Linked DNA regions of Homo sapiens: regions 1 and 3 are each linked to region 2. The links are chromatin loops, found by intact Hi-C in ENCODE. Cell type or tissue: dorsolateral prefrontal cortex. All regions are shown on one strand.

Region 1 (8,000 bases), 230 kb before region 2:
AGGAAACAGTCGGCCACGCGTGGTGGCTCACACCTGTAATCCCAGCACTTTGGGAGGCCGAGGTGGGTGGATCACGAGTTCAGGAGTTTGAGACCAGCCTGGCTAACATGGTGAAACCCCATCTCTACTAAAAAAATACAAAAATTAGCCTTGCTTGGTGGCATGTGCCTGTAATTCCAGTTACTCAGGAGGCTGAGGCAGGAGAATCACTTGAACCCAGGAGGCGGAGGTTGCAGTGAGCTGAGATCGCACCACTGCACCCCAGCCTGGGCAACAGAGCGTGACTTGGCCAAAAAAAAAAAAAAAAAAAGGAAAGGGAAAGGAAAGGAAAGAAAGAAGGAAGGAAGAAAGGAAAGAGAAAGAAAAAGAAAAAGAAAGAAAGAAAGAGAGAGAAAGAAAGAAAGAGAGAAAGAGAAACAGTCAATGAATATTTTCCAGAGTAGCAATAGCTAAGCGGCTGTAAGAAGATGAGATTTCTAAGGGTCTGTTTAAAGTTGTTGCTGGGTTGCACTGCAAACCCTTCACTGACAGAAAACCTTCATGAAATCTGGGTACACAGCACTAGCATTAATGGGACTCCTGGAAATAAAGAGGTCACTTCTGCCAAGCAGGGTTCCGGGGTGGAAAAGAGACACCATAAGGAGGAGATACAAAGTGTAAGAGTGATCAAGACCTCAGCAAAAACTTGTAGTAGGCAGTGGCTAAGAGAAATGTGAGTTTTGTGTGCACCCCTATAGATGGTAAGGCCATAGAGAATCCCACCACATGTGGGACAGGAATTTAAGCGAATACTCGCTTGAATCTGTGAGGACTGGATGGCCACGGGTGTGAATTGTATGAGTCTCCCTGATGAGCCATCTCCATCCCAACTGACACTGTACTCATCCCCACCCTCATTGCTCTGCAGTTTCTCTTATCTGACCAGCCACAAGTCTCTTAAGAACAAACCATTAGTAAACATCATAACATACCAGGCTGAATGGTAATAACGCATGTTATATCCATATCTCCTTTAACATTTAGTCCAATGAAAAAGGTACTTTGTTGTTTCAGAGTGAGAAAATGCAGACTCAGAAGCTAACAAACTTGATCAAGATCACACTGCTCCTGAGTAGCAAGAATAAAAACTGAAATCTGAGACTAAACCCCACACTCCTTACTGTTTTCTCTACTGCAGCAGTCCCCAACCTTTTTGGTACAAGGGACCAGTTTCATGGGAGACAATTTTTCCACAAGCTTGGGAGCACGGGATGGTTTCAGGATGATTCAAGTGCATTACATATATTGTGTACTTTATTATTATTACATTATAATATATAATAAAATAATTATACAATTCACCATAATGTATAATCAGTGGGAGTCCTGAGTCCTGAGCTTGTTTTCCTGCAACTAGATGGTTCCATCTGGGGGTGAGGGGAGACAATGACAGATGATCAGGCATTAGATTTTCATAACAAGTATGAAACCTAGATCCCTCACATGCGCAGTTCACAGCAGGGTTTGCACCCTATGAGAATCTAATGCCACCACTGATCTCACAGGAAGTGGAGCTCAGGGGGCAATACCAGCAATGGTGAGTGGCTGTAAATACAGATGAAGTTTCGCTGGCTCACCTGCCATTCACCTCCTGCTGTGTGGCCCAGTTTCTAACAGGCCATGGACCCATACTGGTCCATGACCTGGGGGTTAGGGACCCCTGCTTTACTGCATTCTCAAGCTAAAATGTCTCTTTCTCTGGAGAAATGCTTAGCTTCTAACTACAAATCTGCCACTGACAGCTTTCGAGAAAAAAAAAAAAAAAAAAAAAACCCTGGGCACAGTGCAAGCCAAATAAGCATAATTTTAGTAGACAATTTAATATTCTCCTAAAACTAAGAAAATATAATTCATTGAATAAAAACCTGAGGATACATACGCATTTTTGTTGTTGTTGTTTTGACACTGAGTATAAACAGAAAGACCTGGTCAAATGACTGTCAGAAAAAATTTCCAGGATGATGCTTAACCACAAAGGTCTGCCTAGAGATTCAACAAAATGAGAGCTTCTCAAAAGTGCTGATTACATATTTTAAAATAATAATACAAAAAAATAACCCCAATTATTTTCTTTATGTAAGTTAGTCATACTTCCCAAATTTACTTGGTTAGTTTATTAATCTAATCCTGAGACCCAACTTTGGACGAGGTGATAGTATAACTTGAATAACAAAGAAATTAAAACTAAGAAAAACACAAAACACAGGAAATAATCCAGCAGCACCACCCATTCATCAGTTAACAATTTGAGATACACGGTACTTCTGTAAAAATCAGGCTATCGAGGTAACCCAAACTTTGTCAAAATAACTATCGTTCACATTTGGCTTAAAGGAATAATACTAAAGATTTAAACATGTTCACATTTATCCAAATCACTTTAAACATTAACTCCTGGGTTTCTAACCCATAGGCATTAAACCATCCAAGTTGCCACTCGATAGATCTTTACAATTTATTTATCGTTTTACAAACTCGCCTTTGGGCTGTCATCTATAAAAGGGCATAGCCACTGTTTCTGACTAGAGCTCAGAAAAATTGTCAAGCATTTTTAACTTTTTACATTTCCAGCTTTTCATAAAGCAAGAGTCAAGTGCAGTTTTTAAAATTACTCTTATTAAAAGTTTATAAGGTAACAATCAAGTGCTGGAATTTTGCCAGAAGGAATGAGCTACAACTCAGTGCTTATGAATTAATCACATCAGAGAGTTACTAAAATGAGATCAAGACCTCAATGTTCCAGTGTATCCTCTTCACATAAAAGTGCTTTTGTATCATTCTTGGAAATTTTTCATAGAGAGAAAATAAACTGTTCAAAATTTGTAATTAGAATCTTATCTCTCTTTTAAGATACATTTTAAAGATGAGGGTAAATGTTCCTTTAAATTCTTATGACAGCTTCTTGGTCATTTTATGTAATGAAGTATTAACAAAAGCATGTGCAGGTATTGGGCAGGGTTCAAAACATTCTTGTTAAAAGGCTGTTTTAATACACACTAGAGCACTGAGACACATTCTCTTCATTTAAATGTTCAAAAGATGTGAACCAGATTTGCTTCCCAAAGCACAGTGCTTCAAACAACAGTGATGACAACAGTAATAGCAATCATTCACCTTGCCCAGCACTATATAATTGAAAATAATTTTCTAATTCACTTAATTGGCAGACAGCCGTGAGGCAAGTCTGATACTGTCATCTCTTTTTTTTTAACCAATGATGAAACTGATGCTCGGAAATTAAGGTCATATGAAGCTTGTGCAGTACAGCACCATACAGACACCAGTTCTTGACACTCAATCCGGTATGTTTTCCTTATGGCTACACTGCCTCCTACAGTGATATATTTATATGGTGCTGTGCATTTCTCAAATCAAATTCATATAAAATGTTTAACAAATCAGGTTCTCCCACTGGATAAATATTTACATCAAAAGGATAACTAAACTAAAATTATTTCATGATACCATTAGGATTTTAATTATTGTTAAAAGCTATTCTTATGCTAATGGTAATACAGTTTGAATTTAAACTGCTGTTTGAAAGGAAAATGATTCCACAGTTTTATTTGAGGATTAATGGAATTAATTATAGGTCATACATCTAACATTCTACACTACACTTACAAAATAAGTGCTTTTGTGAATAATTTTACAAAATTTATAATTCAGATTGATAACTCTAGATACAGGATCTATGCCTAGGAATGGAACTGCAGAAATGGCTTTAGAAGTGAATGCCAAGTTGTTCTTCAAAGTTTTATACCAACTTATCCTCATACCAGCAATACATAAGAAACTCCATGAATCCACACCATTTTTTGATATTGTGAGTCATATTGTAGAATGTTATACAGCAGTACAAATGAATAAAACAGAGCTACATACTACAACAAAGATAACTTTTTAAAACATTATATTGAGTTTTAAAAAGCAAATGACAGGAGGCTTCATAGAGATCAATAACATTTTTATAAAGCTCAAAACCATGCATATCTAAATAAAGGAATATACACATACAGGGTAAAACTACTTTTTAAAAAACTGGAGAATAAACACAGAATTCCAGATTTTCATAGTAGAGACAGAAATATGATATCTGGGAGAAGTATACAGATATTCAGGTTATTCATATTCTTTTATAAATATAAAATAAGGTAAAATTTATATTTCTTAAGTGATAACAGGACCACACAAATCTTACTTCATACAACTTACAGTAAAATCTGAACAAAAACACTGTTTCTGCCAAAAATAGTCAAGGGTTTTGATTTCCCAAGAGTCTCACGTAATCCTTTGATATTTCAATCAGACTCTTGAAGGGCTTCTCTTGTCATTATCTATGGTGATAATTGCCTGATCCAATCCTGCCATACCAATTTGCCTAGGGGTTTATATGTTAATGCAGATCTTACTGAGCCACTTTCCCTGACTTCATGGAATCCTGCATCCTTTGCAAGATGTAAAATCTGACTGTGCATTTTGCAATGCATTTGCATGTGGTTTTGAGATATTCACAGAAGACAGTAAAAGAATTATCAACACTTGATGCCAAAGAGTGGAAATGTTGGTAGCATTAAGCAGAGAGAAATATACAAATAAGGAGCAATTTGAAAATTCATTAATAAATATTTTCTTGTCTTCAAGAGTAACCTCATAACTGCAGAAATGGTGATAATAAGCACTGTACAGGCTGGATTCCCAAAATATAAAAAGTGTATTTCCTAACCTATATAAAGCCTCAGATTGCTCTTCAATGAACTCACCAAGAGGAACATAAATATCTACCAGTCCCTTAATGTTGCTATAAAGATAAACAAGATAAATTATATGAAAAACTCTTTGTAAGCATTCAAGTATATTTAATCAAATGTTAACGTTTTAAAGAGATTTCACTCATGAGCAAATTGCAAAAGAAAACAACTATACAAATGAAGCAATATTTATCTTGACTTAGAACCAGATGAACATAGCACAACAAATAACAGAGGAATGCTTCCTTAAGCCTCTCTCAAAGATCTCTGGAGGAGGCTCTCATTTGCTTCCTAATAGATTCCCAGTGGAATTATTTAAACTGCAAGCTCTACCACTAAGTCAAAAACAGGATCCACTTACTTTTCAGCTTCACAGGAACATTCTATTAAATAGAGTTAAAGCCATGTATACAGTGAAAGTCATGTCAAATCTGAGAATACCAGGGGTTTTTCACGTGTTGTCTTTTTATCCCTGGAAATCAGAGTTTGATTTCAGGAAAACCACCTGGAATAAGAAAATATAGAGGTTTAAGTACTTCTAAGATAGCAATATTTGTATTATTACCACTAGAGCACTGATTCAAATTCTCTTCACAGGAAGAAAAAGACCCTGGAGGCAAAGGGCTCCATTTGGGTGAACCCTACTATAGCTGTGTGATATTTGGAATCGTAGTTGCCCATCTGTATATACAGCCAGTAGGGCCATCACTTGCAGTACAGGGTGGATGTCTTCCAAAAAAAGTAAATGCTGCTAGGCCAAAATAAATAAATAAATACTATCAAAATCCACAAATGCCTCCACATTTGACAGAGTTGGTGATCATTTCTAAAGCATTCCTAAAAGCTAACTCTCTCCAGGTTCTCTATCTGTTTGCTTTGTTTATATCTAATCACTATTCAGGATACTCTGCTGATGCTAATTATTCAAAGGCAGGAAGGAGGTCTGTATATTCCTTTGTCCCATGCTGTGACCAAATCTGGAAGCAGTAATACCTGCCAACGCAGGGAGGCCACATCAGTAAGGTAAAACCCTCACGCAGCTTTACTGGCAGGATGATTGCTCCCAAGCACATCTAACCTCTCTTTTTGTAAAGAATATATGTAGGCTTTTCCCTTCAACTCTTTGAGACAGACTGTAATAACCCAGCTACTCTGCTAATCAAGGACATTATCTGTCCTTGGAGGTGTTTCATATACATGGAAAAATTTCAAATCATTATTGATAGGAGAAGAATTGTGAGACAAGGATTTTTTAAAATAATTTTACAAGCTTTTTAGTAAATAAAGAAAATATACTAAGTATCCAACTCAAGAAGTTAGAAAAACAAAGTAGAACATACCCAAATAAAAACTAAGGAGATAATCAACCTATGATTAGATAGTTTTACAGATAATTTTATGACATTCAAAGAACAGGTAACTACAAATTATTTAACAAAATACAAAAAGAAGAAATGTTCCTTCAACTTATTTTATGAGGTACTGTCACCCTGACTCCCAAACTAGACACAGGCATCTGATGTCACCTTTGAGCACAAATATCAGGGTTTTTTTTTCCTAGTACAGCATTTTATATTTAGTAATTTCTATTTTTATTATGATAAAAACCCCTATTTTATTTTTTAAGAAAAATACTAACAACAACCACCACAACAAAAATCAATGACATACATATAACAAAAGTTAGCTCTTGGGGTGAAAGCAGTTCCGACACTAAACTTACAAGGGTGTGTCAATCAGGTCTATTTCAGTTACAAGTGACAGAAATCCAACTCAAACTGGTTTACACAAAGCAGAAGAGTTCACTGGCTTGCCTAACTGATCAGGTATTCAGACTAGGTCCTCAGGATTCTGTATCTCCAGCTCCAAGCTCTGCCTTCCTCTCAAACGTGATGGTAGCAAAAGAACTACCACTAACACCGGTGATCTTGCTTATTATTGGCTAAAAAAACTCCAGAAGAAAAAGTAAAGTCTTCTTTTAAATAATTTCAACAAAAATGCCAGGAACTGAATTTCATTTGAACAATTTTGATTAATTAATCATCAGTTAGTCACTGTGGGCAGCAGATGAACCCCTTTTTGATTGCAGCATGGGTTGGGGTGTGAGCAGCCCCTCTTGAACTACATAGACAAAGAATATAGGAGGTTTCCCAAAGGAAATTCCAGACTATAAGAAGAAAATGGGAATTGATGCTGGAGAAGAACTAGCAACAGATAGACACCACAATCAGTTTCTTTGCAATATCTTAAAAGAACAAATAAGAAACAGACATCCTGAACAGCTCAACTCACCTGCTTGCCACCTCCTCTGTAATAAGGCTTCCAGTAATCAGAATTTAAATCACATTTCCCCACAACACTGATGAATTTGAAGAACTTTTCCCTCAAAGCAACTTCAAGTTGGAATGTTGGCATGTACTCCAAACACAATAGTATACAGATGAACTTTGATTGTAATCTCTATTTCAAGGAAGCTTTGATTGGTGAAAGCTGCTCAGATAGCACTTGGAAAATAATTATGCCTTGCATAACACCTTTTTCTGAGATGCTTTCTACAGTTCATTTAACCCATCCTCAAACATTTCTGTTCACAAGGAGATGAGTATGTTATACTGCACTTTGAGAAAATCAAATATAAAAAATTTCCAGGCCATGTAAATTCAGGGGTGCTTACCCACATTCCAAAATGATACACTACTGCATGAACTGCCTCAGCTGAAGTACCTTTTATTTATTTATTTTTATTTTTTTGAGATGAAGTCTTGCTCTGTCCCCCAGGCTGGAGGGTAGTGACACAATATCAGCTCACTGCAAACTCTGCCTCACAGGTTCAAGCGATTCTCCCACCTCAGCCCCCTAAGTAGCTGGGACTCCAGATGCCCAGCACCACACCTGGCCAATTTTTGTACCGTTTTAGTAGAGACAGGGTTTCACCATGTTGGGCAGGCTGGTCTCGAACTCCTGACCTCAAGTGATCCACCCGCCTCGGCCTACCAAAGTGCTGGGATTACAGGAATGAGCCAACACACCCGGCCTGAAGTACTTTTTAAAGGCAAGTACCTCTACTACAATCCAAATATTTAATTTAAAAAGTTTTGTTATATAAATAAATTAGCAGAACATAGCTATTATACTTCTTATAACACAAAGTTTCTAAGCCCCAAAACCCCATGGGTTTTTCTTTGTGTTTTGTTTTGTTTTTTAAAAAAT
Region 2 (8,000 bases):
AGATAAATAAAATATGAAATAATTCAATAGTGTGTCAAAAGACATAGTATTAACCAGTTTTGTAGCTTTGAATAACTGTTTGGGTGTACTTTTCTTCCTTACAAAGTGAAAATAGAAATATAAAATTTTATAAAATGAAAAGTTTGCACAAACTGATTCCTTATGTTCAGCTCTCATCTTCTAAGAATCTGACACGCAAAATCCTAGTTGTATTTAATTTGCCCATGTTTCTGAATGGAAGAGGGGATGAATATCACTCTAGGGGGTGATAATTGGCAACGTCCAGAGACATTTTTGTTTGCCACAACTGGGGCAATGTTACTGGAATCTAGTGGGTACAAGTCAGGGTTGCTACTGAATATAAACAGGCAAGACTCCCACAACAGATAATTATCTAGCCCAAACATCAATAGTGCTGAGGTTGTGAAACTCTGCTACAGGTAAGAATTTCTTTACATCCAATTCGTGTTTACTGATCAGTTCTGCAGATCCTTTAGTAGAAAATATTGGGGAAAGCATTTCATTAGAGAGAATAGGCATAATTCAGAGACTTCTGAAGGAGTAAATCTTAACCTTGAAAATATCCAGTAATGAGGTAAGAGTGTTATGATCATGTTTATCATACAATAGCTATGGAAAAACTGTTGTCTCCTTACTTCTCTAATGAAGGCCTATTCAGCAATGGGAGTACATTCTGGAAGGCAGGAGAGATGGATTCCAGTGTGTTTGATTTTCTTCTGTCATTAGCCAGTTGTAATTGGGGTAGTAACTTAGTCACTGAGATTTGGTAGTTAGGAATACAGGAATCTACTTTTCCTTCTATCAAAGTTGCTGTGAAAATCAAGTGAAAGGACATCTGAAAGTGGTTTGAAAAGTTAAAAGTGCTATAAAGATATAAAAATTAATTCATGCTTATGTTTCACAATATTTACAACATTTTATCTAGCTTAACCTTGCTACGTATTAAAATGAACTCAACAAAGTTTGCATTCCAGTATGAGAAAGTATAGCATTATATTTTATGTAGAAAATGAAACCAAGTAAATTTCTGCTCACTAAGAGTTGAGAGTCTTGTTTGGTACATGTATCAGTTATCTATGACCACAATAAGCCTGCATAATAAACAATTGCAAAACCCTAAGTGTCATACAACATTAAGCATTTATTGTTCACATGTCTAGAATCAGCTGGGGTTTAGCCAGGCAGCTCCATCTTGGCTTAGATCACTCATCTATCTGGAGGATGGCTGGCTGTCAACTAACCGAGGATGCCTTGGCTGAGGCAACTGGCTTTGCTTTGTATGTCTTTCATCCTTCTGTGGACTAGACATAAGCATGTTCTTATGTTGAAAGTAGAGGGCAAGCTTCTGCTTACATCTTATCTGCTAATATTCCTTTGATCAAAGCAAGTCACCTGGCTGAGACCAGAGTAAAAGGCTGGGGGAACACTGCTATATGCATAGGGAGTGGACACTGAGTTACATGGCAAAGAATGTGGATATAAGGAATGATTAAGGTTTTGGCCACTGGTGCAATATACTTTAGGAAATAGTCACTAGATTATAAGGTGTCACACCCAGACCTGATGGAGGGGATAGGTATCACCCAGATTTTCTGGACTTTTAGTTGGATCAAGTTACTAAATATAACTCTGAGTTGACTTCTTTGTAGAGATAATACATGTGTAAGAAAAAGGATGTGCACAAATGTTCAGTTGTCAGAGGGAGGACAGTGGTAAAGAAAGCAACTGAGTATCAATATTTGTGCTTTCTTTTCTCTCTCAATCCATGCGGGGTCATCTAACTAGCTTTCTGCAATGGAATATAAGCAGAAGTAAGTGTGTTATTTCCAGTTTAAGAATTAGATGTTCATTCTCTTTTGTTTCTTTCCCTTTCTGCTGGGTGGAGGCAAAGTACTTCAATGGCCTAGGAGATGGCAGAGCCACAAAACGGATAAAGACCAGGGTCCCTGAATCTCCGTATAAAGGAGAGTCATCCACCAACCATTAATAACAGCAAGGAATAGTGCATGAGTTTGAAATAAACAGTTGTGCTAATCCACTCTAATGTTTAGATGTATTTGTTAACGTAGCATTATCCTAATGCAACATAATTTTATCAATAACACTGTTATCAATTTAAAACAAAAAACCCTAAAAATTACACATGATCTTTCTTAGAAATCTAGTAAAGCTTCCCCCTCAAACCTGAGTATTCAAATTCCTAACACATTCTTACCAAGATTCTCACCACATCTCACTAATTATCCATCCATGCAAACATTTCTAGTGATGGTAAGCTCACCATCTGAACTTCTGAAATAACCATTTCTATTTTTAAAAACATTTTGTTTATTGGAAAAGCCTTCCGTTGTTTGAATCACCTATCACTACCCATTTGCACATTCTAAATTATCAAGCATACGTTTATTCCCTCTTCTAAAGGGAAGATATTTTCTTATGTCAAGATATACATAGATTCTCCCTCCAAACTATAAAAAAGAAGTCTTTTCTTCTCAGTTTAATTATGACTTAAAGAAAATAAGTTAAACTTTAAACTTCTTTTGGGAAACCAAGTAGCAGTAATTATATACTAAAGCTTCAATGTGCTCTTTTCAGTTGTGATAACCACAGGCCACTTTAACACTATGACAGGTTAATTTTCACTGTGCAGTAGATACAACTAATAAATTAAGAAAAATTAAAACACAGAATGAAAGTCACAGAATATGTGAGGTCAAAACCAAAAATTTGAGATGCTTAGGGGTTCCAAACACATACTAGTAGAAAGAGACCACAATGCCATTTTACAAATGTATACATTTTATTATGTTCAGATTTGATAACATTTTGAGGTTTCTTTCCAATGTTTTGACATGAAGAATAATTTGTATTAACTAAGTCAACTAGAAGAATTTTTATGTAATTTCTAAGAAATTCTGTTTTTTGAAGTTCTGTAACACCAACATCTTGGATCCATTATTTTTATTTATTCTTTTTTCCTCTCACTTGAATATTGGTTCAATTATGCAAAGCTTTCAAGAGGAAAGCTTCATATTGAAAACTTCTGACCTCTGTGCATTTTTACTAACCAAACATTCATAATTTTTTTTCCTCTCCCTGACTTGCTACAATGTGGTAGGTGGCGACCTCTACTGGTTGTCAGATAATGTAGCCAAAGCCGCATTGACAATTTCAGCAAATAACCTCTTCTCTAAGATGCGTAGGAGAAAATAACCAGAATGCATTGAAAATTAAATGTTTAAGAAAAATAACAAACTCTTGCTGGTTTTAACGCGGTTTGAAGGTCTACATTTAATAATTTCTTTAGTTCAAGAAATGTGTTTTGGTTTTTACCCTCATCTGTATTTATTTTTTGAGAATAAAATCATGGTTGCTATAGAGTCATCAGAACACGTATTTCAGATTTCAAAAGCAATGCCTGAAGTTGCAGTTATGCAAAGTAAATGAATTCTAGAGACCTTCGGTATATCATAGTGCCTATAGTTAACAATATGGTATTGTGTACTTAAAAATCTAAGAGGGTACATCTCATAGTAAGTATTCATTTCACAGTAAAATAAAAATAAACAATGTTTGGTAGGATTTTACTTATAATCAAAAGAAACACAAACCTGTTGTAAAAACATTCAAATACTCCAGAAGTGATATCAGTTAAAAAAAAAAGTGATTTTCTCCATCAGCACTTCCCCTAGTCTAACTTTACAGGATTCAGATTAATTTAACATGGGCAAAATTATTTTGATGTGTGTTTTACCTGTTTTAGGTCTTAGGCTAAATTCAGATGGATGGAATTTAAGCACGCATTAAGTTTCAGAGTAACAGGGTAAGGAGTAAAAAAATTAAAGACACCTCCTTCCATGCCCTTAAGGAATTGAATGCTGGAGAAGATTGCCTGATAGTTTTGCCAGAGGGAAGACTTAACTAATTCTTTCTCCTAAAAATGTCAGAGTATTAATATTAATTTTCAAAAGGATAGGAAAAAGAACAAAGTGTACTTGAATGTAAGTATCCTAAATCTAGGTTTTCCAAGTTCAGTAGAGGGAAAAAACTAAATTTTTAGCCTTTCATTTTCAGTGGAAAGCTGCTCAACCAGCAAAAATAAAACTAAGTTCTTTTTTCATAACAGACCAATCTCTTTTTAAAATATCAAAATCGCTGAATAAAAGGATTCTTAAGTGTCTGCTCAATGACCATTTATTATTAGACATTTAACTCAAGACGAAGCCAACAAAACAAGGAATCTTAGTAGTTTCATGGAGTTCATGGTTTGGTTTAACCTGTAAAAAAAAAATCTGATACTTAAGAGGTTTTTCATTCAGAATGAAAAAAAGGAAAGCTGGAATTAAGAGTGATCTCCACTTGTAAATTAGAAGTCTTGCTAACGTTTCAAAACATGTTAATATTTACGATACGAACTACTCAAAGCTTGGTAAAATCCTAGCTATGCCGGGTCCTTGAATGTAGTAAGAAAAAAATGAAATTTTATTCCAAAGAATTTATTAAATGGGTACAAAATAAAACACCATTTTCCAACAAATGCAAATATTCACTGAAAGATTTAATCATTTTGTCCTAAATTACAGGTATTTGCTGTTTAGTTAGACATTGGAAGCTTTTGAGTTAGATTTTAATGGCTGCTTAGGGTAGAGAACTAGCTCATGTTAACAAAGTGAATCAGGCTAGAGGTTTTCGGTTGTGGTTCTGCAGACCAGCGCTGGTTTGCCACAATATTTTCACTGGTCCACAGTGAAATTAGAACACTATGATAAATGAAGATAATTTTTCATGAAGCTAAGTACATTAAATTTAAAGACCTGCACTTTGAACTTCAAACTTTTGTACTGTCAATCATCTTTATGAAAAGAAAAATAGAGTAATATTAAAATTGATTTAAAAAATTAAAATTAAAACTGATCTTATTCAGCAAAAGAAAAACTTGACAATGTTTTCAGTCCCATCTCTCATACTTTTGAAATTTTACTTATTTTTAAAATCCTAAAGCCCATAGCCACTGCATTTCAGTCTTCCTCTCTTCTTTCAAAACAAAGATCTTACTCTAATATGTAAGGGATGAATCTTCTGATCTGAGCTTACTCAGGTTGTAAGTACAGTTGGCACAGTACTTAGAAAATTCCTCATTTAACCTGAGGAAAACTGCAAAAAGAACATGTGACTTACCATAATTCCAAAATAGTTATAGAACTGCATTTTGTGGAAAGGATTTTTTTTTTCCTTATAGTTTTTGAGAAACCCTGTGAAATCCACGTGTATATCAGTGGGATTTATCTTTCAGAATTGGGAAGATATGTTTTGTCAGTCATAAATGAACTGTAATCCCCATAGATTCAGGTTTAATTCAAAAACATTCTCTCTAGAGCTGCTAAATTTGGCAACTCACATTCTCCCCTCCATATGCTATCCTTAGAGAATTCTACATATATTGTCCATAATGGTTTCTACTTAGGATGTCTGGAAAAGTAGATATTATGGTCACAGAAGGGCCATTAAAGGGAATTTGAAAACAGATCCATTAAGTTGAAGTATTCAATTGTCAGAGTCTTCAACTTGGATGGACTATGCTAATTGATATTCAAGGAATAACTCCATCTGCCCGCTGCTTATATCATAGCTTCTAACTACTCATGCTTGTATCACTCACTAACCTGGTTTGGTATTCTCCCTGGAGAGAGAATTAGCAGAACACGGTGTGCATAAAAAGTACAGCAGATAAATAATGAATTGTCCCTAAATGTGGACTTCATTTCCATTCCATTCTGTTATTCAGAGCCTTCACTATTTCAAATAGCCATCTTTTTTTCATTAATTACATCAGCTCTGCTTTTGTTATGTCTTGTTGGAAAAGAGAAGAAAGTTTCCATTATTTCTCTTCTAGACTGTGGAATGAAGCAGATGGGGCATTTTGCAAACATTCAATCATATCTTGAAATCTCTGGTCAGTTTTTGAGTGGATTTAAAAAATACTTTTCTGTATTCTTACGCTAGCTTTCCCCAAATTCGTGTTTTTTTCTCTCTCTGCTCGTCTTTTGTGGCCTTATCCTTTTCCCCCAACCTGGCTCTCATTTTCAAACAGTTCTCAAGAGAAACAAAAGTTTCCCAAAGGTTCCCCAACTTGGCTCTGTCTCAGCAATGCAGAACTATTTTTGAGTTTCTCTTTTTTAATTCTAAAGTTGCTTTTCTTCTGTTTAAGTGATTTTTAGGAAACAGTCTCTCCTCTGGTGTGTATACTAGCTGCTCTCTGTTGGACAGCATTTCTGAGGTCCTTGTCATGTGGCACTCAGCTAAAGATTAACTTGTAGTTTTAGCTGCAAGTTTTAGATTAACCTTTCATGGGATGGTCGTCTCAGGAATAGCACAGTGATAATATTTGCTTGAATATGGGCAGTACGTACCCACTTGTTGTCTCATTTGACTCTCACAAGGATCCTGCAAAGCAAAGAAGACTGTTATTATTTTTCCCGTTTTACAGATGAGGAAAATATGGCCCTAAGGAGTTATGTGACTGGTCTAGCAAACTCTGTGTACCAGTAAATTGTGGAACAGAAAGAGGAATGCTGCTCTTCTGTCTTTGGTGTTTTCTCCCAGTGTTTTTCCTGGGACCTCCTTCTTTATCTTTAAGATGAGAAAACAACAACACAAACTGTCTTACTGTTGTTAAGAGGAAAGAGTGAAAGAATTTGGATAAAACAGATTAATGCATGGCAAGAATAATGCATGGCACTTAGTGAATGCTCACCAAATGTTAATTATTATACTTTATGTGTCATATAAATATAACAGATAAATTGGCAGAATGACATACAAATGTAGCTGCTTTCCTTCTGCTCACAAAAGGATATAACAATCTACAAGGGAGAGCTTTTAAGTAGCCATTGACTAAAACCCAAGGATTTTAATATTATGTTTGGTTCCAGTTGAACAGCAGCAACACCCTCCCCACACTGGCTTTACCCTCCCTTTTCTCAAGGAAAAGTAATAGATAGATTGATTCTTCTATACAATGAAACCAGCTAATCCAAACAATATGATGCACAGTCTGGAGAAAAGATTCTGGATTCGTATCATGTCTCAAATTTACAAGCTGTATGGCCACGCTTTGGGCAAATATTTAATCTCTCTGTGCCTCAGTTTTCCTATCTGTAAAATGTGGCTATTAAGGCCTATCAAATAGGTGGTTAAGAGGACTATAATAGGAATCAATATGAGTATAAAGGATGTTTAATTGGAATTCTTGACCATGGCACCAAGATATGATGGATATTGGATATAACAGACGCTCAAAATGAAATTTACAAAGAAAATATTTGGGTCCGTTGCTCTCATGAGCCCCATCCCCAGCTGTCTTTTACCCAGAGCAGGGATATGAAAGGACCAGAAGAGTGGGATTTGGGGAGGATTTATCAAAAGACTTTCTTAGTTGACAGCTGGAGGGGTGTAGTGGTGCTGTCTGCCAGTGCTAGGTCAGGTGAGAGGGGCTTGGCAAGAGCACTGAGAGTATAACAGGTGTTCCTGGGCCTGTGGACTGAGCCCTACCTCAGGATTGAACAAGTAAAACAGCTGATAACAACAGAGCTGAGAGCTGCTCCTGAGAAGTGACTGCACCTGTCTTGTCCAATAGCAGGTTAAAGGTAATTGGATCTCAGGGGCTAGAACTGGTTGTGATGTCAACCTGGAGTTGTTCTTAAAGGGATCCCCTCAAGTGCATGGTCTGCCAGGGAAAGGAGACTGCAGATACAGCGACTATACCAGCCAGGGCAGGAATGCTGGGGAGGACGATGGAGACCCACCAATGCTAAAGGCCTGCCCATGAAAAGGGAGTTACCATTGGAAAGTCTTGAGGGAGTTCCCAGAAATTAAAAGGATCCCATGAGAGAACATGTCAGCATCAAATAACTGCTCCACTCCTTCAGTAGCTCCCTGGAGAATATATCACCGTCTTACGAAAGTACCCATCGGGGAGA
Region 3 (8,000 bases), 100 kb before region 2:
AACAATAGAAAAAGAGGGAATCCTCCCTAACTCATTTTATGAGGCCAGCATCATCCTAATACCAAAGCCTGGCAGAGACAGAACAAAAAAAGAGAATTTTAGACCAATATCCTTGATGAACACTGATGCAAAAATCCTCAATAAAATACTGGCAAACCGATAAAAGCTTAATACTGGCACATCAAAAAGCTTATCCACCTTGATCAAGTGGGCTTCATCCCTGGGAGGCAAGGCTGGTTCAACATATGAAAATCAGTAAACGTAATCCAGCATATAAACAGAACCAAAGACAAAAAACACATGATTATCTCAATAGATGCAGAAAAGGCCTTTAACAAAATTCAACAACTCTTCATGCTAAAAACTCTCAATAAATTAGGTATTGATGGGACGTATCTCAAAATAATAAGAGCTATCTATGACAAACCCACAGCCAATATCATACTGAATGGACAAAAACTGGAAGCATTCCTTTTGAAAACTGGCACAAGACACGGATGCCCTCTCTCACCACTCCTATTCAACATGGTGTTGGAAGTTCTGGCCAGGGCAATCAGGCAGGAGAAGCAAATAAAGGGCATTCAGTTAGGAAAAGAGGAAGTCAAATTGTCCCTGTTTGCAGATGACATGATTGTATATCTAGAAAACCCCATAATCTCAGCCCAAAATCTCCTTAAGCTGATAAGCAACTTAAGCAAAGTCTCAGGATACAAAATCAATGTGCAAAAATCACAAGCATTCTTATACACCAATAACAGACAAACAGAGAGCCAAATCATGAGTGACCTCCCATTCACAATTGCTTCAAAGAGAATAAAATACCTAGGAATCCAACTTACAAAGGATGTGAAGGACCTCTTCAAGGAGAACTAGAAACCACTGCTCAATGAAATAAAAGAGGATACAAACAAATGGAAGAACATTCCATGCTCATGGGTAGGAAGAATCAATATCATGAAAATGGCCACACTGCCCAAGGTAATTTATACATTCAATGCCATCCCCATCAAGCTACCAATGACTTTCTTCACAGAATTGGAAAAAAACTACTTTAAAGTTCATATGGAACCAAAAAAGAGCCCTCATTGCCAAGTCAATCCTAAGCCAAAAGAACAAAGCTGGAGGCATCACGCTACCTGACTTCAAACCATACTACAAGGCTACAGTAACCAAAACAGCATGGTACTGGTACCAAAACAGAGATATAGACCAATGGAACAGAACAGAGCCCTCAGAAATAATGCCGCATATCTACAACTATCTGATCTTTGACAAACCTGACAAAAACAAGAAATGGGGAAAGGATTCCCTATTTAACAAATGGTGCTGGGAAAACTGGCTAGCCATATGCAGAAAGCTGAAACTGGATCCCTTCCTTACACCTTATACAAAAATTAATTCAAGATGGATTAAAGACTTACATGTTAGACCTAAAACCATAAAAACCCTAGAAGAAAACCTAGGTAATACCATTCAGGACATAGGCATGGGCAAGGACTTCATGTCTAAAACACCAAAAGCAATGGCAACAAAAGCCAAAGTTGACAAATGGGATCTAATTAAACTAAAGAGCTTCTGCACAGCAAAAGAAACTACCATCAGAGTGAACAGGCAACCTACAGAATGGGAGAAAATTTTTGCAACCTACTCATCTGACAAAGGGCTAATATCCAGAATCTACAATGAACTCAAACAAATTTACAAGAAAAAAACAAACAACCCCATCAAAAAGTGGGTGAAGGATATGAACAGACACTTCGCAAAAGGAGACATTTATGCAGCCAAAAGACACATGAAAAAATGCTGATCATCACTGGCCATCAGAGAAATGCAAATCAAAACCACAGTGAGATACCATCTCACACCAGTTAGAATGGCGATCATTAAAAAGTCAGGAAACAACAGGTGCTGAAGAGGATGTGGAGAAATAGGATCACTTTTACACTGTTGGTAGGACTGTAAACTAGTTCAACCCTTGTGGAAGTCAGTGTGGCGATTCCTCAGGGATCTAGAACTGGGAATACCATTTGACCCAGCCATCCTATTATATAATCCTTTGGCTTATTATTATTTATAAGCCAAAGGATTATAAATCATGCTGCTATAAAGACACATGCACACGTATGTTTATTGTGGCACTATTCACAATAGCAAAGACTTGGAACCAACCCAAATGTCCAACAATGGTAGACTGGATTCAGAAAATGTGGCACATATATACCATGGAATGCTATGCAGCTATAAAAAAGGATGAGTTCATGTCCTTTATAGGGACATGGATGAGGCTGGAAACCATCATTCTCAGTAAGCTATTGCAAGGACAAAAAAACCAAACACCGCATATTCTCACTCATAGGTGGGAATTGAACAATGAGAACACTTGGACACAGGAAGGGGAACATCACACGCCAGGGACTGTTGTGGGGTGGGGGGAGGGGGGAGGGATAGCATTAGGAGATATACCTAATGTTAAATGATGAGTTAATGGGTGCAGGACACCAACATGGCACATGTATACATATGTAACAATCCTACACGTTGTGCATATGTACCCTAAAACTTAAAGTATAACAATAATAAAATTAAAAAAAGGAAATAAAATAAAATAAAATAATCATCTGTACACACAAAAAAAAACCCACAATGAGATACCATCTCACACCAGTTAGAATGGCGATCATTAAAACATCAGGAAACAACAGATGCTGGAGAGGATGTGGAGAAATGGGAATGCTTTTACACTGTTGGTGGGAGTCTAAATTAGTTCAACCATTGCAGAATACAGTGTGGCGATTCCTCAAGCATCTAGAACTAGAAATACCATTTGACAGAGCAATCCCATTACTGGGTATATACCCAAAATATTATAAATCATTCTACTATAAAGACACAGGCACACATATGTTTATAGTGGCACTATTCACAGTAGCAAAGACTTGGAACCCGTCCAAATATCCATCAATGACAGACTGGATAAAGAAAATGTGGTGCATGTACACCATAGAATACTATGGAGCCATAAAAAAGAATGAGTTCATGTCCTTTGCAGGGACATGGATGAAGCTGGAAACCATCATTCTCAACAAACTAACAGAGGAACAGAAAACCAAATACTGCATGTTCTCACTCATAAGTGGGCTGTGAAAAATGAGAACACATGGAGACAAAAGGGGAACATCACACACCGGGGCCTGCTGTGGCGTGCAAGGCTAGGGGAGGGATAGCATTAGGAGAAATACCTAATGTAGGTGACGGGTTGATGGGTGCAGCAAACCACCATTGCATGTGCATACCCCTGTAACAAAAGTGCACATTCTGCACATGTACCCAAGACTTTAAAGTATAATAAAAACAAAACAAAAACAAAAACAAAAAACACTGCTATTTTGAATTCTTAGAGAGTTCACATACTGCTGTCTCAGATTCAGAGGATTGTTTCTTGCTTTGTCCATTTGGGGAGTCATGGTTCTCTGCTTGTTGTTTCTTGTGGATGTATATCTATATCTTTGCACTGAAGGATTATTTATTCCAGTCTTCTCTGTCTGGCTTGTATTGATTTTTATTTGATATGTTTGCTTTTAATTTACCCGTTGATTATTTTTCTTTTTCTCCTTTTTCCACTAGGTTACTGCCTCCTTTTGATCACTAGATGGCTCCTTAAGTCCAGGTTTGCCCAGTTCTAGTAAACAATCGCAGCCTGTCTGGAATGGAGAAGATACCAAGGAGAACATCCCAGTAGTATGAAAAGGCTGGCTAGGGGTTCGTGCCGTGGGGACCAGTGTAACAAACCACCTACAGTGCGGTGCTGCTGAACAGCCACTCTGATTTGGCATCTCCTTTGGCCAAGTGACAGAGCAGAGTTTTCAGGCCGGGAATAATACTCCCACCACCCCGCTTTGTCTCTTGCTCTCAGAGATATTTCTCCCTTCAGGCATTCCTGATGCGCTCATGAGTGGAGGTAGAAACAGGTCTCCTGCCAGGGAAACCAAGATGGTGCAGAAGCTAGTTGTTCGCCTTGATCTTACTTTTCCCAGTGTAGAAATTGTGAGTCAGAGGACAGTTTTCCACGTGCTTGGTGCCAGGCAGATTGGCATCAGGGATGTGGAGATCTGTTTCTCTTATCATCGCCTTCAAGTTTGTTCACTTCTCTGTGGCCCTGGAACTGCCTCCTCCTCATATTTGAGTTCTGGGATATTGCTGGTGACAATCTTAGAACTGTGTTTGTTTTTGGTTTTCTGTGAGGTTAAGTGAAGCCAGCTTGCTTCTTCACTGTCAATTAGGAACCACTTCAGACAATTATAGATTAAGCAGACTGTGTTGATGATTTAACTGCTCCAACTTCCATTATCCATTCTTCCTATGTTTTGCTCTGTATTGCAGGTAACTGTACCATGCCAACTCTCCACTTCCTTGCCTTTTTCTTCTGGTTCCTTTCTACCAATGTGAGGAACTGGCTAGATTGAAGTGTGGGACGAAGGAAGAAGCTAGGTTTTTTTCCCTTCCTTCCTTTCCACTTCAGGTAGCAACTCTGGCGATAACCACATAGTCTCTGTATTTCCAACTTTCATCAGATAGCTACTCCCTCTGTGGTCCTAACTCCTGGTGGACAGCCTCTTACAAGGAGGCATTGGCTTTGGGCTCTGTCAACCTTACCTCCTCCCTTGGGCCTCCTGCCATTGCTATATTCAGGCTGCCTCACTATCTCTTATAGATCTTCTCTTTGTACATCCATTATTAAACTATCTGATGTGGGCTTTGCCTTCTTGATTGATCTTGACTGACAATAGTAAATAATGGGTCATATAGGGTCCCAAATCCTGCTCAAACCATAACACAAAATTTTAATATAATTAAAGTTTTATATAATGATTAGACAGCATAGGATTCAGATTAATACATAAAGATTTTGATATACCTATGAAAAGAATGAGACAACCCCTATTGGGTCTCAATGATTATGTACATGTGAGGTTTTGGAAGTGTTTGAGAGGATAGGAAGAAGAAAATGGTAAAAAGACATATACAAATAAGTAGAACTTACCTAGAATGGGTCCAAACAAGTTGCTATAATGGCTCAGAGGAAGATGACAACATTTTAGCTTCAGGTATTGGGATGGTAAACACAGAGCAGGCAGTTTTCAATAAGGCCTTGATGGATGACTAAATCTTGAAAATTTAAAGATGAGGATAATGATATTCTGGAAATAAGAAAGAGCAGGCGCAAAATTTCAGTAGTGAAAAGAGGAGAAATTTACTTTTTATATTGAAATGTCTAGTTTGACTGGAATACCAGAAGAAAAAGCTAGAATAGGCTGGGTCTGAATAATTGAAGGGTTTAGGTAATATTTTAAAAGTCCTAGTTTCTATTTTTCACATACCCATGGCTTGTAACTAATATAGAAGTACACTTCAGTTTATGTGCAACAATATGATAACAGGGATTTTGTTTTGTTTACTGCCCAATCTGTAGTGACTTGCAATGTGCTGCTTGGCATAATATGTGCCCAATAAGTATTTGTTATATAAATTAATGGGGCATAGTCTTTGTATCATAGTTCACAATAACTATAAAACTAATCACTCATTTATATAAAAATCAGGCACCTACTAAGTGAAGGGCATTTTTAAAATGTCTCCTCCAAATATTTAACAGAACAAAGTGCTGCATTAGAAAATCATTCTAACAACATTATCACAATAACTACCAACACCTCTCAAAATGTGAGCTTTGAAGCACATGAATCTGTGAGACCTTGAATATTATTTAGCACAACTCCTTTCCAGCAGAATCTGGGCTTGGGCTCCACAGGATTCAACACCTATTTATCCCTTAAATGTTGCTGCTAAAATGTGGCCCTTCACAGAGGTTAATGGATCTTCAAACTGGAACGTCTTTCCAAACTTTCACAGCTGCTCTGAGTAAATACACCAGATTCCCAAATGCCAGGCTTGTGTGACAGAGCTCTGGCACCAGCTGAGTTTGCCATTCATTATGCCATTGTCTCACAACACACCCGGAAAACAAAGCCCTATAGATGGCTGGTCATTATCTTGGTTTGGGATAGCACAAGGGCCCAGAGGGCAGTGCTTGGAAGAAATCCACTTGTGTGTAGGGACTTTTAATTGAAATCTCAAACACACTCCGGAGCTCTGGAATGCTACTTCTTGGAGCTATTGCTATTCCCTCTCACCAGGCACATTTTGGCTCTAACTTTTGTAAGGATAGGAAGCTGTTCCATAAATGCTGTAGCCTGGCGAATGCGGCTACAGTGAGACACTAACAAATCCTGCTTTTAGGTGAACTGTTTCTAACCATGGATGCTTGCCCTGGGCTATCCATTTCAATTAGTGAGATTTAGTTTTGTCTTCTTTAATTTCTAACTTGGCCTGTTTTTAATGAGCAGCTAAAAATTCTATAACAATGAAGATGAAGAATGACTTACATTCTTTATTTGTAGTAGGAATGTCCATGTATCAACTGTTATTTTGAACAAGTTTGTTTTTTTTTTTTTTTGGTTTCTTGTTGTTTTGAACAGAAGTTTTCATCATGAGGGAATCTGATTTATAAATGGCCCTTGACATTCTATAGAGAGGGGAAAGGTTACATTGATAATTATATCTGTGAAGAAAGGGGAAAGAAAAGTTTGGATGATGGCTTGTTTACATGACTATCTCTGGAGTTCTGTACTATAGCACTGAGGAGATATTTTCACTTCTTACTCCCATCTAAGACCAAAGGATTTTATTTGCCAATGGCGATGTATGGCTTGGCAAATGTAGAGCTACTCAGAAGACGTTATACTGAACATAGATCCTAGTGGATTGAGACTACACCAATCTGCGAAGATTCTGGAAATCCAGGGCACAAGAATGCTACTGAAACCATGATCATGGCCTCAAAGCCCCTTTCACTACCAGTTATCACACATGATCATAACGATCCTAACACTTTGATCACCTGAGATATGTCTAAGGAAAACTTTTACAGGTTCTACATAATCCCAATATCTACTTCTGTTAAACTCGTTCCATAAAATGTAGGAGATAAATAAGGTCCTGTAAATTATTGCTGTGCAATATAATCAACACTAGTAGGTACAACGGGTAGAATATGCCTAGTTATCAACCTGAGCCTTCTCCAAACACAGGCAAAATTTGATTTATAAACAAAAGAAATGATTTCTATTTTGTCAAACTTTAAAATCTTCAAATCCATAGCAACATTGTGTGTGTGATTATCTAACACTTTGGTAAATTGTTTCAGTGTATGTAACTTTTCAAAGTACTTTAGTATTAGGTAAACTGACATGATATAAAAATATTGGGAAGAACTTACAGCAATATTAAAAAGCTTCCTGTTGCAATTATATTCAGAAATAAATACAGCTTAATTCTGATTTAAAATCTACTGCTGATTCCCTTTTTATATCTTCATCCTTTATCTTCCCTACCCCATCATGTTATCAATATTGCATTTATTATTTTTGTTTTTCGATGACTTTATTTCTTGGTAAAAAATTATGCTTGCTTGTCATTTTTGAAAAATTAAAGCAAAACAGAAAAATACAAGAAAGTTTTAAAAAATCCCACTACAGGCCGGGCGCGGTGGCTCACGCCTGTAATCCCAGCACTTTGGGAGGCCGAGGCTGGTGGATCACGAAGTCGGGTGATCAAGACCATCTTGGCTAACACTGTGAAACCCCGTCTCTACTAAACATAGAAAAAAAATTAGCTGGGCGTGGTGGCGGACGCCTGTAGTCCCAGCAACTGGGGAGGCTGAGGCAGGAGAATGGCGTGAACCCGGGAGGCGGAGCTTGCAGTGAGCCAAGATCACGCCACTGCACTTCAGCCCAGGCTACAGAGCGAGACTCCATCTCAAAAAAAAAAAAAAAAAAAAACCCACTGCAGAAAAAAACCCATTATTAATATTAAAGCAGGCATTATTCTCCATATTTTTCTCTTCATGTGGCAAAAAGAAATAAACATTAACTTATTATTTC

Evidence for each region. A loop is a pair of places that touch in the nucleus more often than their neighbours do. Peaks named below come from ENCODE experiments on the same cell type or tissue, not always from the same donor. Only the 100,000 strongest peaks of a DNase experiment are listed, where the experiment ranks them.
Region 1: it touches region 2 in a loop (7-fold over the local background); 2 of 110 quality-filtered maps call a loop at or near these places.
Region 3: it touches region 2 in a loop (8-fold over the local background); 25 of 110 quality-filtered maps call a loop at or near these places.

Annotation. Positions count from the first base shown.
Region 1 is chr12:82,754,278-82,762,277 of GRCh38, reverse strand. The region is part of intron 1 of TMTC2 (transmembrane O-mannosyltransferase targeting cadherins 2); the gene reads right to left. Among named protein-coding and RNA genes, the nearest start is that of TMTC2, 71 kb to the right of the region's middle. RefSeq lists an enhancer at 5,452-5,996. In dorsolateral prefrontal cortex, no CTCF peak of the experiment used is centred here; no DNase peak of the experiment used is centred here; H3K27ac peaks cover 7,009 bases.
Region 2 is chr12:82,522,523-82,530,522 of GRCh38, reverse strand. No RefSeq gene overlaps it. Among named protein-coding and RNA genes, the nearest start is that of TMTC2, 160 kb to the left of the region's middle. In dorsolateral prefrontal cortex, CTCF peaks have their summits at 2,959 and 3,159 (motif pointing left); DNase peaks (open chromatin) are centred at 1,251 and 3,152; H3K4me3 peaks cover 1,858 bases; H3K27ac peaks cover 5,736 bases.
Region 3 is chr12:82,623,711-82,631,710 of GRCh38, reverse strand. It overlaps LOC107984487 (a long non-coding RNA gene), which reads right to left. Exons shown (of 3, transcript XR_001749145.1): 3 at 5,054-5,198. Among named protein-coding and RNA genes, the nearest start is that of TMTC2, 59 kb to the left of the region's middle. In dorsolateral prefrontal cortex, CTCF peaks have their summits at 3,625 (motif pointing right), 5,792 and 6,001; DNase peaks (open chromatin) are centred at 3,758 and 6,010; H3K4me3 peaks cover 454 bases; H3K27ac peaks cover 3,629 bases.